Linked DNA regions of Homo sapiens: region 2 is linked to region 1. Evidence: chromatin contacts called from ENCODE Hi-C or POLR2A ChIA-PET data. All regions are on one chromosome and are shown on one strand. Each heading gives the region's core, a stretch centred on a gene start or an enhancer-like site at or near the end of the contact. The rest is flanking DNA. Distances are from core to core; before and after follow the strand shown.

Region 1 (7,970 bases), core at 3,914-6,413:
GGGAGATGAAAGACTATTTGTTTCATGTCTATTATTGTCATGAGTTTACCTGTATCACATGGATTTAATCTTTATTACTACTCCAGACGTAATTTAGATCACCCTCATTTTCAGAAAAATAAACGAGGGCTCAAAGAAATGAAGTAGGCTACATTACTAAAAAGTGCTAATCACAGGATTTGATCCTAGGTCTCTGTGATTTAAAGAATCTCCATTCTCTTTCACTGTATCTCATTACCTCTCTTTCCAAGAAAATTCTCCTTTGATGTGTGTTTTTCAATTCTTTAAGCACAGATAACATATATCTGGTGGCCAGAAAACAGAAGTCTTTTCTTTGATCTCTGCTGTTGAATCAGAATGAGGCTTATTCTTCTCATCAAAAGGGACACTGGATGTAGGAGAAAAAAGAGGCAAATGTTAATTAATCCTTTGGTTGGACTATGACCTAAACACAGCAGATATTTCCTAATCCCTCTTCATAAACACTTTTATCACCTTGGATAGTGTATGAAGCAGAGAAATACATTGAATATGGTATACCTATACTCAATAAATAGAACACAATAATAGTTCCACCTTTCAATTCTAGTACAGATGCCAATGCCTGATTTAAACATATGCCCCAGATCCTCCTGCCTTTTTTCTCTCTTCAAACAACTATCTATACACAGTCAAGACTCTATGACAACCTTAGCTGTTCCTCGACAGGGCAGGCAGGTAGTCCAGTGGTTAAGTACATGAGCTCAAATTCTGGCTTCATCATTGATGTGGTCTTTGACAGGAAAATTATTTAACTTCTCTCTTTCTGTGGTTTCTCAATATCTGAAATAGTGATTTATTATGATGATTTATTTCATGAAGTTGCTATTAAAATCAAACAAAATGATATGCATAAACTTCCTAGCATAGTGCCTAAGATATAATGGGAGTCACTGCATTTTTCTTGAATTATTGCTAGATATAGTCCTCCACTTTGTGAAGTAGACAAATTACAGTACTTTGAGGTAGCTAGGGAATCATTTGGATGGCTTCCATTTGCTACAGAGAAATTTATTTGGAGGAAAAGAAGCTGAAGGGTTTCTCAAGAGACCTCAACTATTCAGGTTGTCCCAAATTTTCTTCTTATATTCTAAGTCCAGTGCAAACAAAATTTCTGCCTATTTAATGTTTAATATTTAATATAGCAAGAGAATTCATTTTAGGTCCAATTTGTGTAGTATAGTATTGTATTATTATAGGTACATATAAAATATTGTTTAATAAATACACCTTCTGATTTATGAGCATTTTGAAGAGCTTGGACCACAATCTTGAACAATTTACTTTATGGTGGAATTTTATAGTGCTATATCTTCACTTTTATAGCATACTGCTAAGTCTATATGTATAAACATAGTTTTTGGTGAAGAATATGACCCCCAAGGTTAACTTTAGACTTTAAGTGATCTACTTTTTGACCTTCATTGTGGCAAAAAGCATGAGCAGCCTATGCATTCCACCACTTCCTCCATCAGCACCACAGCTGCCACCAGTACAACTACTGTTCCCCCAGCCTGTTTTGCTTCCTAAGCATTGATGTTTAGAAAAAAAAAATTGACTAGTTTAGTGAAGCTAAACTATTTGTACATTTGCTGAGATAATACTATGCATTTCCATTAATAATGAATACTTGTGCCAAAAGCAAACTATAAGGGTTATAGTGATGATGTGCTGGATGAGAAAACCAGAGGAGTAAAATTCTACTTTCACCAGTAATTAGCAGTGTGGAGTTGAGTAAATAAACCTCTCTAAGTCTCAGTTTCTACATCTACTAAATCTAAGCAAATTCAAAACAGTGATTATTTCATTAGATTAGATATTTTGATTAGTCTTAAATGTCTAATATATAATAAACACTCAACAGGTAGTAGCTATTCTATGTTAGAATACAAGCAATTCATTTTTACCTTATCATGATACTCATATTTCCCCTTCTCCTATTTTTCCTTTATCCTCTTAATCCTATTGCTTCTGTTTATAAAATCAAATCCTTTGCATAGGGAGACCACATATTAAAAGAAAATAAATACACACACACACACACACACACACACACACACAAATAAATAATATTTTTCCAAAAGAAAAATACTTCTCCTCAAAGAAAAAAGTTACAAAATAAGTATTGATCATATGAAATGTATACATGGTGGAAATAGATCATTTAGCACTTTATAACTTGAATATAGAGTAGTATTCTTAGGAGAGAGTCAAAAAGGTTGTGTCAGCATCCTAGTGAAACATATTCAGGCACCTTTTGCCTTCAAACTTCTTTCCCAGCCAAGATGACAAATGTGGGTTAAACATTTCCTCTCTTACTGACTCATTTGGCAGAAAAAGAAGTCCAGATACCAAGAGGAATAGAAAAAAAAATGATGGGGATACAGGCACAGGAAGGAGGGGGAGGGAGGAGAAGCAAGTCATATTTCATCAAGCTATGCAAAACCAATGCAGAGGATTAAAAGAAGGATGCATTGACTTTCACAGGTAAAAACCAGGTTCTGGAAATATAACAATTTTTAATGTGAACTTCACACCAAAGAATATTAATAACTAAAGTGTTTTTTACAGAATCACTGTACTATAATTCAGTTATTTACAGGATAATAACAAAAATATATATGAACTTACACAGGAAAGCCAAAGATCAAATCTCCAGAGTATTCACACTCATGTATACTAACAGACCCAAAGTTACACTTTGATTGAACTACTGTGAAAAATAATCAGAGTAATTGTTTGATAACTTAATTATAGGATATTCTAGGATATCCTACTAGGATATTCTACTCTGTTTCTAGGCATTTTACAACCTTTAACTAATTTGTCCCATAATAATTGCTAAAAGTAATTATGTTAATCTGCCACCATCACATCCAAATTTTTGTAAAATAGTCAGGTGTGAAATCTGAGCTGACTAAAAATAAAGTACAAATACTAAAACATCTTGTCGTGTTAGTTATAGCTGACCTAGGCGAAAAAAAGCTTGACTTCCACTGTTCCTTCTTTCCTGCCCTTTTGCCTCATATTTATCTGATACTCATGGCTAAAATTTGTTGTGAGGATAAAATAAAATTAAATGACATACGTAAAGTCCTCAATAAATAATAGCTCTTATTACCATTGCTATGGTTACTATCACTATTTCTGTATTTTCTTTTGCCATTCCTCATGCTTGAATATGAATCTCATGGGTAGAGTTTCCCAAAGCATGATATGTGTAGTACTACTAAAGGCAAGATTTTGGGTGCATACAGACAAAAAAATAATTTAGTAGTAACATATTTATATTAAAGTATATTTAAAAATTTTTAACTAGCACATCAACCTAGTGATGTAACAGCTACTGTTATTACTAAACAAATTTAATTAAGTTGAAAATCATAGTATATTTTCAGAAGCATAATAGTATAGGTGGTATGTGAATAGCATAATCATGAAGATGGCACATAAATAACTAAAGTTTGGAAAACAATGAAATAAAGCGTAAACAACTGCTTTCACAACCTAAGGAGTGGGGAAGTAGAGTCACATTTTGAAAGAAGCAAATCTTTCACCTGCTAGATTATAAATTCCTGAGGACACATAGTCTTCATCTAGGCAAGTATATTAATATGTGCCCAAGAACTGAACACTGGATATATTTGAAGAAAATCAAAACAGCGCATGTGTGTCTGTGTGTGTGTGAATAGATTTTGATGAAGAAAAAAAAATCTTATAAAGGCAGCGAATGTGGAAAAGCCTTAATTTGTAATTCATACCTTATTCAACATCATATGTTTCTTACCGTAGAAAAAAATCTATGAATATGAAACAGCCTTTACCAGTGACTAAAATCCATGGAGAAAAAAACTCTCAAATTACTAATAAAAGTGGAAAAGTTTTAGCCAATTATCCTTCACAACATTGGAAAAATCTAAGCACATAGTAGCACTCAATACATGTTTGCTAAATGAATAATTGATATGGCTATTATAACTACAAATAACCTAAAACTTCAAAACCAAATAAAATACAGACCTGATAGCTCCTTAAAATTTGGGGGATGGAGAGAAAAGACGCTAAAAATAAAAACAGATAGAATTACAATTCCTGCATAAACAGTGTTACAATGACAGCCTGTTAACAGGAATATCATAAAACTCTATTGTGAATAGATTTTCCAAACATGTATACATTTCATAGTCATGAAAACACATCACTCAGTCATACATATTAAGGATATAATTGATTAGAAGGGTTTAAGTATAGCCATTCTTGTGTGATTGTGTGACAAGAGTCAGAATTCAAGAAACTTTTGCAGGAACGCAAGGTTTTTTTGAGAAGTAAACTCAGTGATATCTGTTTTGCTTTCTTTAACATAATAATGCCAAGGTTAATATTATGGACAATTTTTAAAATCTTACTGTTGGGTCTGAGTACTTGTGAAACAACATTCTGAAGACATCCAAAGACAGCATGAATGGAGACCCCCTGGACTGGTGCTTCCATTGGGCCACAGTGGTGGCCATGGGGCAAGGTAGAGTCTGAGTACTTCAGGGAGGGTGGGATTTATTCTTGACTCACAACCACACAGATGAACCAGTCTTCATGCATTCCTTAATTTTATCTGTTGCAATGCATAAATACATTTCTATGCCATCCTCTTTTAAGAGCATTTTTCACTTTCTGCTTTTTAAAGACAGAAATAATAAGGATTTGGATTACTGAGCTCTGTGAATTGTAATATTTTTCAGAATATTATAATTGTTCATAGACCCTTGAAGGCAGAAAATGTCTAGTTCACTATTATATTTCTAGTGTCCAGTGCCTGAAACATGGTTGGTAAATATTTGTTGAATTAGTTAATAAACGTATGAACAAATGTTTTAGCCCCTAGACAGCTGGTAGAAGAAAGGGTTTAGGAAAGAAAATAGGAAAGAGAACTTCTGAAGCCCAAATTCACATTATTTATTTCTTGGCCTCTTGTGCCTACCAGGCCCAGCAGTGAATGAGCTAGCAGTGATCTCACCCGTAGAACCTGCTGGGCTAGTCCTTCAGCAAGTGAGGTGAGTCTGTCAACTCATGTAAAACATAGTAAACTTGGCTAACATATTCCCAGAACAGTGTGACTGCTCTCACCATCCAAATCTGCCCTGGTAAGCTAGATCTAATTATCCACCATGGAATTTGGCCAATTACACAGAGATTATGGTATGTTGAGAAATATGAACTTTAGCTACCCATAAATACAAGAACAGGAATCAAGGCCACTCCCTATTGCTTCTGGTGATTTCTGAAATTTTTTTCAAAACAGACAACAGTTGCTTTGGAGTCTGTGAGTTTCCTTCTCAAGTAGATGAAAACATAAGTCAAAATGCTTTAGATTTTTATGTAAAGTATCTTCAAATATAAAGAAAATAGAGTCTGTAGTGTTTTTTCAGTAAGATTTCAAATGAAGTTCAAAGCCCTAAGAAAGTGTTTTCACCTTTCAGCAGTAGATTCAGAGAGCTTAACTCTTTCCATTTACAACAGAAGGTCACCATGCACATTATCACATGTTTATGCAGTAGAACTAGACAAAGTTTAATGTTCCCTTTTATATGTTTTCCTGGTAAACAAAAATTGTCTCAGGGTTATTATGCATATATGATATTGTCAAGAAACTTTCTGGGTACTGTGGGGCAAAGTCTTCTCCATAAATAAGCTAGGGTTGATTGGAGTTTTCACTTTGAAAAATATCGCACAGGAGGATCTCAACAGCTAGACAATTTCCACAGTACATTTTATTTTTGTTCATTGTTGTTATACACAACTCTTCAGGATCACACCTACTGAAGAGGTTCAGGTACATCTGTAGCATTTGCTCTTCTCATCACTTCAGATTGTCTATTTTTCTCTCTTTTCTTTTTCTCCCAATATACTTTTCTGTTGCATTAAAGGACACCACTTTCCAACACATTTTCTCTTTATCCCAGTTTTATCTCTTACACCATCAACATTTCTGGTACATTTGTTTTCTGTTTTCATGGAAATTTTTACTTTTGCAGGCAGTTATTTAGTGAGAGAGGGAGTGGTACAAAACCACAGAAGTGACTAAGAAAAGTCAGAGAAATCAAATCTGATTCTACACGCAGTGAGCAATAGTATAATGAATGCTGGGTTGAGATGAGAAAGCCTAGAGATACATTCTGGCACCAAAGCTTACTGTGTGGCCTGGGAAGTCAGGGAACCTCTTGAGTATTTCAGTTTCCACATTTATATAATTAAGATGCTAACACTGACTGACAGAAATGTCAGTAAGATGAAATCAGACTGCATGGGAGTTTTATGTTACATTAATTTGTAAATTGTGTATCTCTGTATTCATGTGAGTGTGGCTATCATGATGTTAGACATCCAGCTACAAAGGAGGCATTCGTGCACACACACAGTCTCCAATCTTCTGTTTACCTTCTGTTTACTCCTGCCTAAACTGGACTAACTCAGGAATATCAAGGAGTTCATTCCTCAGAAGATGGAATCCATACACATGAACAATCTGACCATCTCTACTGTACCTTGCACAGCTGCTTGGCTTCATAAAACTTCTCCCAGTCTGCTTCACTGACAGTCTGATGTTGGTTATGATCTCCTTCTCAACCCACCACCCACATCTCCACTATAGTCTGGTTGTTTGTGAACATCTGGATTGAACTAGAATTGAGTAGAGTAATGATGTTTTGGAGTCAAATTGATTTGTGTTCAAACACTGGCACTATAATGAAATAGCCATGACACCTTGAACTTGTCATTTAATTTCTATGAGGCTCCATTTCCTAATTTGTATATAGATGGCACTAATATCTACACCATAGAATGCTGATAAGGAATAAGCAAGATAATACATGATCACAGGCTCTTGCCTTGATCAACAGTTAGAGTGGTGTGTTAGTCGGCTAGGACTGCTGTACAAAGTGCCACAAACTGAGTGGCCTAAAAAGAGAAATTGTCTCACAGCTCTGGAAGCTAGACGTCTGAGATTAGCAGTTGGCTGGGCCATCCTCTCCCTCAAGGCTACAGGGAAGAATTTATTCAAGGTCTCTTCCGTAGCTTCTGTTAATTTTGTGACTTTTAGCAGCATAACTCCAGTCTTCAGAGAGCATTCTCCCAGTGCATGTCTCTATGGCCAAAATTCTCCTTTTTATAAGGACACCATGATTAGGAGCTTCTCCTATGTCAGTAAGATCGCATCTTAACTAATTATATTTGCAATGACCCTGTTTCCAAATAAGGTCACATTCTGAAGCACTAGGAGTTAGGACTTCAGCATAGTCATTTCGGGGGAACACAATTCAGCCCATAACAAATGGAATGAAAAAATTTTGAGGGCCTGAAGATTTGGCAAAGTTTATTTAGGAGCTGAGAGGTCAGAAAAACCGTGCAGTGTGCCATAGCTAATTGCTCAGCCACTTCTTACTATAATCTGTTTTTTTAAGAGACTATATAAATTATCCAAATAACTACTATAAGCTGCCATTCTACTTTGATTGTGGTAATCTGTATTTTCTCATTCCAAAAATGGAGAAAATAATGCTGGCCTCTACCTCCTAGAAGCTTACAGTCAAAATATTACAACAACAATGCTATCCACACAGATGTTAAAACACAGAGTAAACAGATGTTGCGCAATTAAGACACAGCTAAAACAGGGGCCGAGTATTTATATATGGAGAATTGACTCTTGTTGCCACAGGAAGGTGAAGGACAAGAGCGAAAAGAAAAATTATACTGGTTTCATAAAGACAGGACTACTGAGGGATTTGAGGTGGTCCTTGCAGGGAGAGAACATGGGAAGCTCACAGGAAATTAAACCAGTAAGTTGACATGGCTTCCCCTGACTGAGATATTAATGATTCTAGTTCCACCGAGCAACAAAGTCTAAAGATTTGGATCCCTTTTTAATGATTCTT
Region 2 (7,970 bases), core at 2,815-5,314, 38 kb before region 1:
CACAGGAAAAATAAATTTTACTTTAACAATTGTTGGTGTGAATCCAATGAAATGGTGCAAGTAACTACTTACAACAATGCATGAATCTTAAGGAACTGTTAAGAAAGGTAATGTAAATTTTAAAAGCAAAAGTTTCAATCAATGGTCAGAAAGAGATTTAAGATCACAAAGATGTAAAGTGATTAATTATTGAGGGAAAACTGAAGTTTTGAGTATTTTGAAAATTCCATGTAATATATAGCGCCATCACCACCCAAACACCAGTGTCCTCCATATCTAAATCTACAGCCTTGACCTCTGTTCTAAGCGTTAGACTCTAATATCCAACTAAATCCACAGGACCAGTCCATCTCAACACATCCAAAACTGAACTCAGCATCTTACCTACCCTCCAAAAACTTCACTGAGTCACAAAATTCAGAAACCTGGATGCCACCCTAAAATCTTTTCTTTCTCTCATTCTCCACCCCAAACATCTAAATATAGGCTGATCGAGCTGTGGTTCTTGAACCTGGCAGAGCTTCAGCATCACCTAGGGTGCTTTATAAGAATACCAAGTTGTATTCCAGAGATTCTGATTCAGAATATTCAAGGTATGCCATGGGAATCTTCATTCAAAAATAAAAACAAAACCTCCATGAGAACTGGCTACTCATTGAGATTTGGGAGCCACTGTTGTAGTATACCTTCTTACCATATCTCATATCTGTACCTTCCTCTCTGTCCCAGCGGTAGCATTCTTACCTCTGACCCTCCTGTCTCTCTTGAATGAAATCATTCCATAAGTGGGCACTCTGCATCCCCTGCACTCCATCCCATTAATTCATCCTTCCCAGTGCTTCCAGATCCATTTATCTAAACCCAGCCTTCAGAGAAAAATACATCTAAATTCAAATCCCTGCTTTGCTAATTACCAGGTCTATAGCCTTGAGCAAGTTAGTTCATCTCTGTATGATGCAATTTTCTCATGAGAAAAATGGGAATCTATTAAATGTGATTTAGATGGGATAACATACGTATAGTTCTTAGTACAGGGCATGGCATATAACAAGCTATTAGTGTTATTATCATTATTGTTTTTGTTATTATGACACAAATCTAATCATGTAATTCATGTTACATGTCCTCTTCCTGCTACCAGCCTTCTTTTCTGTGACAGAACCCCAGGATTAGGCCTTCTTGATTCCAATTGGCTTTCTCAAGCCTGAACCTCTAATGATCACTATCATGAGCCATCTTCTAATATTGCACCTGTCTTTCCAGATTTCTTTCCGTGGCTTACACCTGATTATATGGCTTAGTCAAATGGAAATAGTCTAATTTGGTTTATCCCCTGCCCATGTCTGACTTACCTAACTACCAGCAAGCTAGAGTCGGGTATCCTCACTCTACATGAAGTTGGTAAACACAATCCTCTACATGTTTTCTATAGTTCCCAATTTACTACAGGTATAAAATATACATAATTATATGCTCCTCCTTAAAAATAAAGTTCTGACTATTTCCTAGCCAGTACTTAAAGCTTAAGCTCCGATAGCAATAAAGTACTGGCTACGAATTAGTCAGAACATCAAAATCATGATACGTTTATCTATTCCTTCATTCAACAAATTTTGGAGTGCAGTGGGATTAAGATATAATGGACTCAGTTCCAAGTCTGGCTCTGTAGCTTTCCACATGTGTGATCTTGAGCAAGTTACCTAATGTCACTGGGCCTCTATATCATGATCAACAAAAGGAGGAAATAACATTTTCTGATGAGATTGATGTGAATAGTGAGCCACTAGCACACTTTATGCCTTGTACAAGAAATCAAAACACAGTTATGCTGCTACTGTTATATAAAGAGCAATAATGAGGGTGATGACAATGTCATAACATATCACTGCTTTCAAGACCCGCTATAACTAGCAGACCAGCAGAAAGAGAAAAGTACAACCAGACCAACAGGCCCAAAATTATAAAAATCAACTCTGCAGTAAGACTGGCCTGTAAGGGAAGTGATTAATCTTGTGAATTAAAATGTTAGGGAAAACAAGTGAACTGGGGACCAGTTTAAAGAGATGTCATTTTCTTAAGTATAGGTAGGTCTGGAGGATGAGACCAACAAGAGGTCAATACCTTTATCAGGGAGTAAAACTTGGGTTTCAGAAAGGTGCATGGTGGTTGAAGCAAGACCCCAGCCACAGGCTGGGGGTATATGAAGGAAAGAGGAGACAGAGTAAAAAAAACTCCTGGGAAAATACATTTGTAGAACACAACAACCCCAAAAATGATGATGATAGCCAGCTTTCACTGAGTGTCCATTAAGGATTGGGTGCCATGTTCTTCCTTTCTACATTTTCCCTATTTTTCATAACACTGTAAAAGATTGGGTGCCAGATGGGGAAACTGAGTCAGAGGGAAAAGTGTCAGAGATTTTTTCAAGATTACACAACTAATAGACAAGCTTCCTAGGCTGGAGTCTAATCATGAAAGCACTTGAAGGGGGAGTTTCAGCTCACTGATCATGGGCCTGTCCCAGGGGCTGTGTTGAATTAATTTGCATGCTGTGCTCAGACCCACAACTTGTTCCCATTTCTGTAATCCCTAAAATCTCTTTTCCTGGGATCAGGCCAGGCAGGGCCAAGTCTCTGGAGTAGAGAAGAACTTAGGTGACTCAAGTGTCAACTTTGGGTTGGTAATACCTAGCCTAAACAACTCTATATTTCCAAATCAGACAAGAGTTCACTCATAAATCTCCTACACTCTGTCCATCACTTCAAAGTAAATAACCTCCCCAAGAATCGATTCTAGAGAGTTAATTCAAAATACTCAAGACACATTGCCTCATTAGTTATAATGTAAAAAAAAAAAAAAAAAAAGCTAAAGAACAAAATATCTGATAACATGGGAATGAATAAGTAACTTGGGGCACAACCCCATAAAAACAGTCATTAAAAACTTGTATGACAAAATGTACATGACAACTTCAAAACAACATCAAATAGACTTATGATATAAGCTACAGTTTTAAAAGGAGTCAAAATTATATTGCCATATGGACCTAATTGTATTTTTATTTAAAGCATAGAACAGAACTAAAAGAAAAAAATGTACTGCAGTATGAACAAGGGTTGACTCTAGGTAGTCGGAGTGGAGATTAAACTCTTTATTTTTCTACTAGCTGACATTTTATGATATTTTTAAGAAGCATAGGCTAATTCTCATGCAAAAAAACACAAAATATTTCAAATAAAAAGAACTAGCTTCCTAAAAAGTCATAGTACTTTTGGAATAGTTTCTGAGTCTGGCTCAGCCCACCCTCCTATTTTCTTTGTCATGTAGCTATAATTCCATGACCCAGCAGTCTGGTGGCCTGTGGTCATCAGAACTATCAAGTAATTTCCCTTAAGTTTTAAAGGTTTTGCCATTTTCTCCACTACCTTACAAAAAGCCTTCAACAGGTTTTTGGCTCTGCAAACTGTCAGAAATACAGTCTTCCTTCCAACAGCCCATTTCCATAGAGTGATGTGGTAAAACACAGGACCACACAGGCAAAGCCTGGTTTTAATTGTTAAACATTTCCCATTGTGTTTGATTTTCTTCTCCCTGATGGGCTTCACTAGAACTCATCTGTAAAGCTCTCCTTAAAGACTCTCAACCCAAATAGGGCTGCCCCCGCTGCCCCTCCACAGTGTATTGTGAACAGAAGTAGCTAGGTCACAAGCTCACATCAGCCAATGATAGCTCAGAATCTTTAGCTCAGAAGGAAACGATGCCAGCTTGATCATAGTGAACACGGAAAATATCAAAGGACCCTTGTTACTCTCTTCTAGTGGTCGGTACATTTCTAAGTTTCTGTTCCAAAATACTTTGGCAGCCATTTTACTCCAGGGAGCCAGGGAGGGGAAAGTCTGTTCTTGCAACATTACCAAACAGCTTGGGGAAAACCCAATCCTTTCACACATAAACAGGGCTGGCTACATCTGACTGCACAGAGCCAGCCAAACTGGGATTCCTTAACAGCTCACGCCTTTGGTGATTATTCATTCAGTACCATCTGAGATTTAGTCAAGAGCACAAGACACCCCAAAAGGCTTCATTGAGACTGGTGTGGGACACACCTGGTTTTTCTCACCTCCTGTCTGGCCTCCTTTGATGAACAGGCAGATTCTGTAAAATTCGTTTTCATAAGGCATTGCTGCTCTGTATGACTCTACCGAAACCACACCAAAGGCATGGGGGAAGAGATATCTGGATTACTAGAAAGACACTTTGACAAACAGTAGGTTTTCAACGAAGTGTGACAAATGCAATGTGAGGCTAGATGAACACAAGAAGATTAAGAAGAAAACAAGCTATGCCGGTGGAGAAGGGACATGGGCATCTGAGGTGAATGTCGATCAAGGATGGTGAAGGAATCAAGAGAAGAGTAAGAAAATCTGGAGTAAAGTCCTATTCTGAAAAAAAGGAAACACTCGCTTTTTACCTCACTTTTGGTCTGTATCTCAGAGTGCCAACATTATTGAGGAGCCCCAAACATTCCGATAAGCCTCAATTCACTTTTCCACAAGTTGTTCCCTCACCCAGGACAGGACCCAGCACACCCTTCAGCTTTTCTTTTTTTTCTTTCCCTTTTTTTTTTTTTTTTAGATGGTGTTTTGCTCTGTCACACTCTGTCTTGCTCTGTCACCCAAGCTGGAGTACAGAGGCACAGTCTCGGCTTACTGTAACCTCCACTTCCTGCATTCAAGCAAGTCTCCTGCCTCAGCCTCCCGAGTAGCCGGAACTACAGGCACGTGCCACCACGCCCAACTAATTTTTGTATTTATTTTTAGTAGAGATGGGTTTTCACCATGTTGGCCAGGCTGGTCTCGAACTCCTGACCTCAGGTGATCCTCCCGCCTCGGCTTCCCAAAGTGCTGGGATTACAGGCGTGAGCCACTGCACCCGGCCACTTTTCAGCCTTTCTATCCTTTCCAGCCTCCAATGAAATCAAATGATCTCCAATATTTATGTTTTTCATTGGTTTCTTTTTAATTGTGATAAACTGAATTAGAACTGAGGAAAATAGAAATGAAATATAAGGCCAACTAGAAAAATATCTTCCAGATATTGACAACTGCTTTGGGGCGACTTGTCCCCATCTCTCTGATAAGGCTTCCATAATGGTGACTTTTTCAGTTCTCTGTGGGATCCAAACAAACTCAGTAAAAGTGAGTGCCGTTTAGTAATGCTCCTCATTTTACCAGACAATGGGGAAACCCAAAAGAAGATCATACATGGCTCCTCTCTTAAGCAAATAAGAGTTTCAAAACTCTGCATACCCAAACCTCAGCTAAGATTATAGAAGATCTCAGAGCTGATTTACAGAGTGAGAAGATGTATATTTTACTCCTAATGAAGAAGATTTTGAAGGGAAATCAGTTATTTTAAAAACCTTTCAGACACTCTAAGAATTTGTTGCTCAAAACATAATCCATAGAAACTTACTAGAAATGTAAAATCTTGGACCCTACTCCAGACCTGCTGAATCAGAATTTAGCATTTTAACAAGATCTCCTGCAGATCTGTTGTTTGTTTGCTAAAGCTTGAGACACACTTCCCTAAGATTTCTCAAGCCTTTTTATTCCTCTTGTTCAAATTGAATGCAACACTGCTTAAAATGTTGGAAGAAGTAAGTAAAGGCCTAACTGCCTCAAATAGTATAGACACAGAATCAATGGCATTTGTTATTTTTATTTTTTTGGTCAAAAACAAGTGAGAAACATTTCAGAAAGCGCAACAAAACTAGTCAAATAAGCACAGGAAGAGGGAAAATGGGGGTTTTAGCTACTGATAAGTTTGATACGAGTCAAGTAACAGTGGTTACCAAAATCTGAAAAAAAAAAATTGAAAGCAAGCAAATACAAAACTAGCAACTGCATTAATAGAAGGATAGCATCTAGTCTAGATCAAAGAAGATGACTGCCCTATTCTATCTTATGCTAGTCAAGTCATATCGTAAGTACAATCAGTTCAAGACACTATAAGAAATATAGACACAAACAAAACACATTCAATAGAAAGGGACCAGGATAGTAAAGTTGAAGTCATGTTTGAGGGAGAAAAAAAGTTTCAGGGCTTGGAGATAGTAAAACAAAATATTTGGTGAAAAAAAACTTAAAAATATGAAGCAGTGTCATGTGGGGAAAAATTATGGTCTATGGTAAGCATTTGAGAATCATTGGTCAAGATATCTGAGGACCATTCAAGCCACAGAGATCTATTGTTTATAGATTTTATTGAACTTTCAATACATCATCTGTAAAACCCAACAAGATAGAGAAGCAGGTATCATTCTCCTCAAATTACAGTAGAGACAAATATAATACAGCTAATCAGTGATGGATCCTGGTATAGAATGAAGCTATCTGTGTTTTTGTCCAATGTCCTTTTATCACCCAGCTTCGTAGGAAATTCCTAGCTCCGTAATCATCCTGGAAGAAAAGGAGCTAAATGTGACCAAGAAAAATTATTTTGATTTTTTTTCTTCTTTCCTGTGATCCAAAAGCGTTGTCACTAGCCTCAGGTGACTATTCTGCTCCTGAACCATGGCTAATGGAACCAAAGAGCTGAAATTTTATTTTCATTTACCCTAATTGTTTATATTAAACTGATAAACTGATATTTAATTCAGTTATTGGAAAACTTTAAGTATGTTGAGAGCAACTTGGATACATGTATCTACTTTTTCAACTGCAAATGTTATAAAATCTGAATATTATTTCCATTGGCAATTTAATGTCCTAAATGGCATGTACTATAACATATACCCCAAATTTTAAATATTTACATGAAAAAAGTGCAAAACATTTCAATATTTTTACATTCATTGTATGTTAAAATACTTTAAATATATTGAGTTAAATGAAGTATATTATTTAAATTATATTAAGTAAAATATGCCAGATACAAAAAGAAAACTATTGCATTATTTTACATATATGTAGAATTTTTTTAAAAGTCAAATATACAGAAATAGAGAATAAAATAGTGATTACCAGAGGTAGGGTGGGTGGAGGAAATGGGTAGATGTACCTCAAAGGATACAAAGTAGCAAATATGTAGGATGAACAAGTCTGAAGATCTAATGCCCAACCTGCCAACTATAGTTAATATTAGTGCATTGTAGGCCAGGCATGATGGCTCATGCCTGTAATCCCAGCACTTTGGGAGGCTGAGGTGGGCAGATCACTTAAGCCCAAGGAGTTCGAGACCAGCCTGAGCAACATGGTGAAACCCTGTCTCTACAAAAATTAGCCAAATGTGGTGGCCCGTGCCTGTAGTCCCAGCTACTCGCAAGGCTCAGGTGAGAGGATTGCTTGAGCCTGGGAGGTGGAGGTTGCAGTGAGCCAAGATTGCGCCACTGCACTCCAGCCTGGGTGACAGAGTGAGACCTTGTCTCAAAAAAATAAATTTAAAAAATAATAAAAATGGTGTATTGCGTTCAGGATTTTTGCTAAATGAGTAAACTATAGCTGCTCTTGCAATGAGGGGTTTGGAGTGGGAAGGGAAGCAGGTAACTATGTGAGATGATGGAGATGTTAATTTGTTTCATTGTAATAACCATTTTACCCATAGCACCGTGTTGTATACCTTAAAATATATTTTTAAAATTAAATTAAATTAATTTTACCTGTTTCTTTTTACTTTTGTAATGTGGCTATTAAAAATAAATAGTTATATATTTTGATTAGACAACCCTGTTCTTTGCTATTTTGAGAGATTATATTATTTTTATTTCTTTGTTTATGTTAAACTCAGGCCAGGTGTGGTGGCTCACACCTGTAATCCCACACTTTGGGAGGCCCAGGCGGGTGGATCACCTGAGGTCAGGAGTTCAAGACCAGCCGGGCCAACATGGTGAAACCCTGTCTCTACTAAAAATACAAAAATTAAGATAGGCATGGTGGCAGGTGCCTGTAATCCAACTACTTGGGAGGTTG

Evidence for each region. A loop is a pair of places that touch in the nucleus more often than their neighbours do. ChIA-PET counts read pairs that join two places held with the same protein, here RNA polymerase II (POLR2A). Pooled maps may share reads with other maps.
Region 2: a loop to region 1 is called in a map of PC-3, with 2.5 times the contacts of the local background. The contact joins two enhancer-like sites. A Hi-C loop is called at or near these places in 7 of 168 maps with a recorded cell type or tissue (Calu3, PC-3, PC-9 and 4 more) and 11 of 50 pooled maps. POLR2A ChIA-PET finds 5 or more read pairs at or near these places in 12 of 52 experiments (HEK293, PC-3, PC-9 and 7 more).

The regions. Positions count from the first base shown.
Region 1 is chr9:22,039,169-22,047,138 of GRCh38, reverse strand. It overlaps CDKN2B-AS1 (CDKN2B and CDKN2A antisense cis and trans regulatory RNA 1), which reads right to left. Exons shown (of 19, transcript NR_003529.4): 4 at 690-822; 5 at 239-388. Among named protein-coding and RNA genes, the nearest start is that of CDKN2B, 34 kb to the right of the region's middle. Within about 2 kb of position 5,163, at least 8 of the 41 ENCODE cell types and tissues checked have a DNase peak (open chromatin) inside an H3K27ac peak, as active enhancers do; they include mammary epithelial cell, where a contact is called at or near this core.
Region 2 is chr9:22,076,170-22,084,139 of GRCh38, reverse strand. The region is part of intron 12 of CDKN2B-AS1 (CDKN2B and CDKN2A antisense cis and trans regulatory RNA 1); the gene reads right to left. Among named protein-coding and RNA genes, the nearest start is that of CDKN2B, 71 kb to the right of the region's middle. Within about 2 kb of position 4,064, at least 3 of the 41 ENCODE cell types and tissues checked have a DNase peak (open chromatin) inside an H3K27ac peak, as active enhancers do; they include mammary epithelial cell, where a contact is called at or near this core.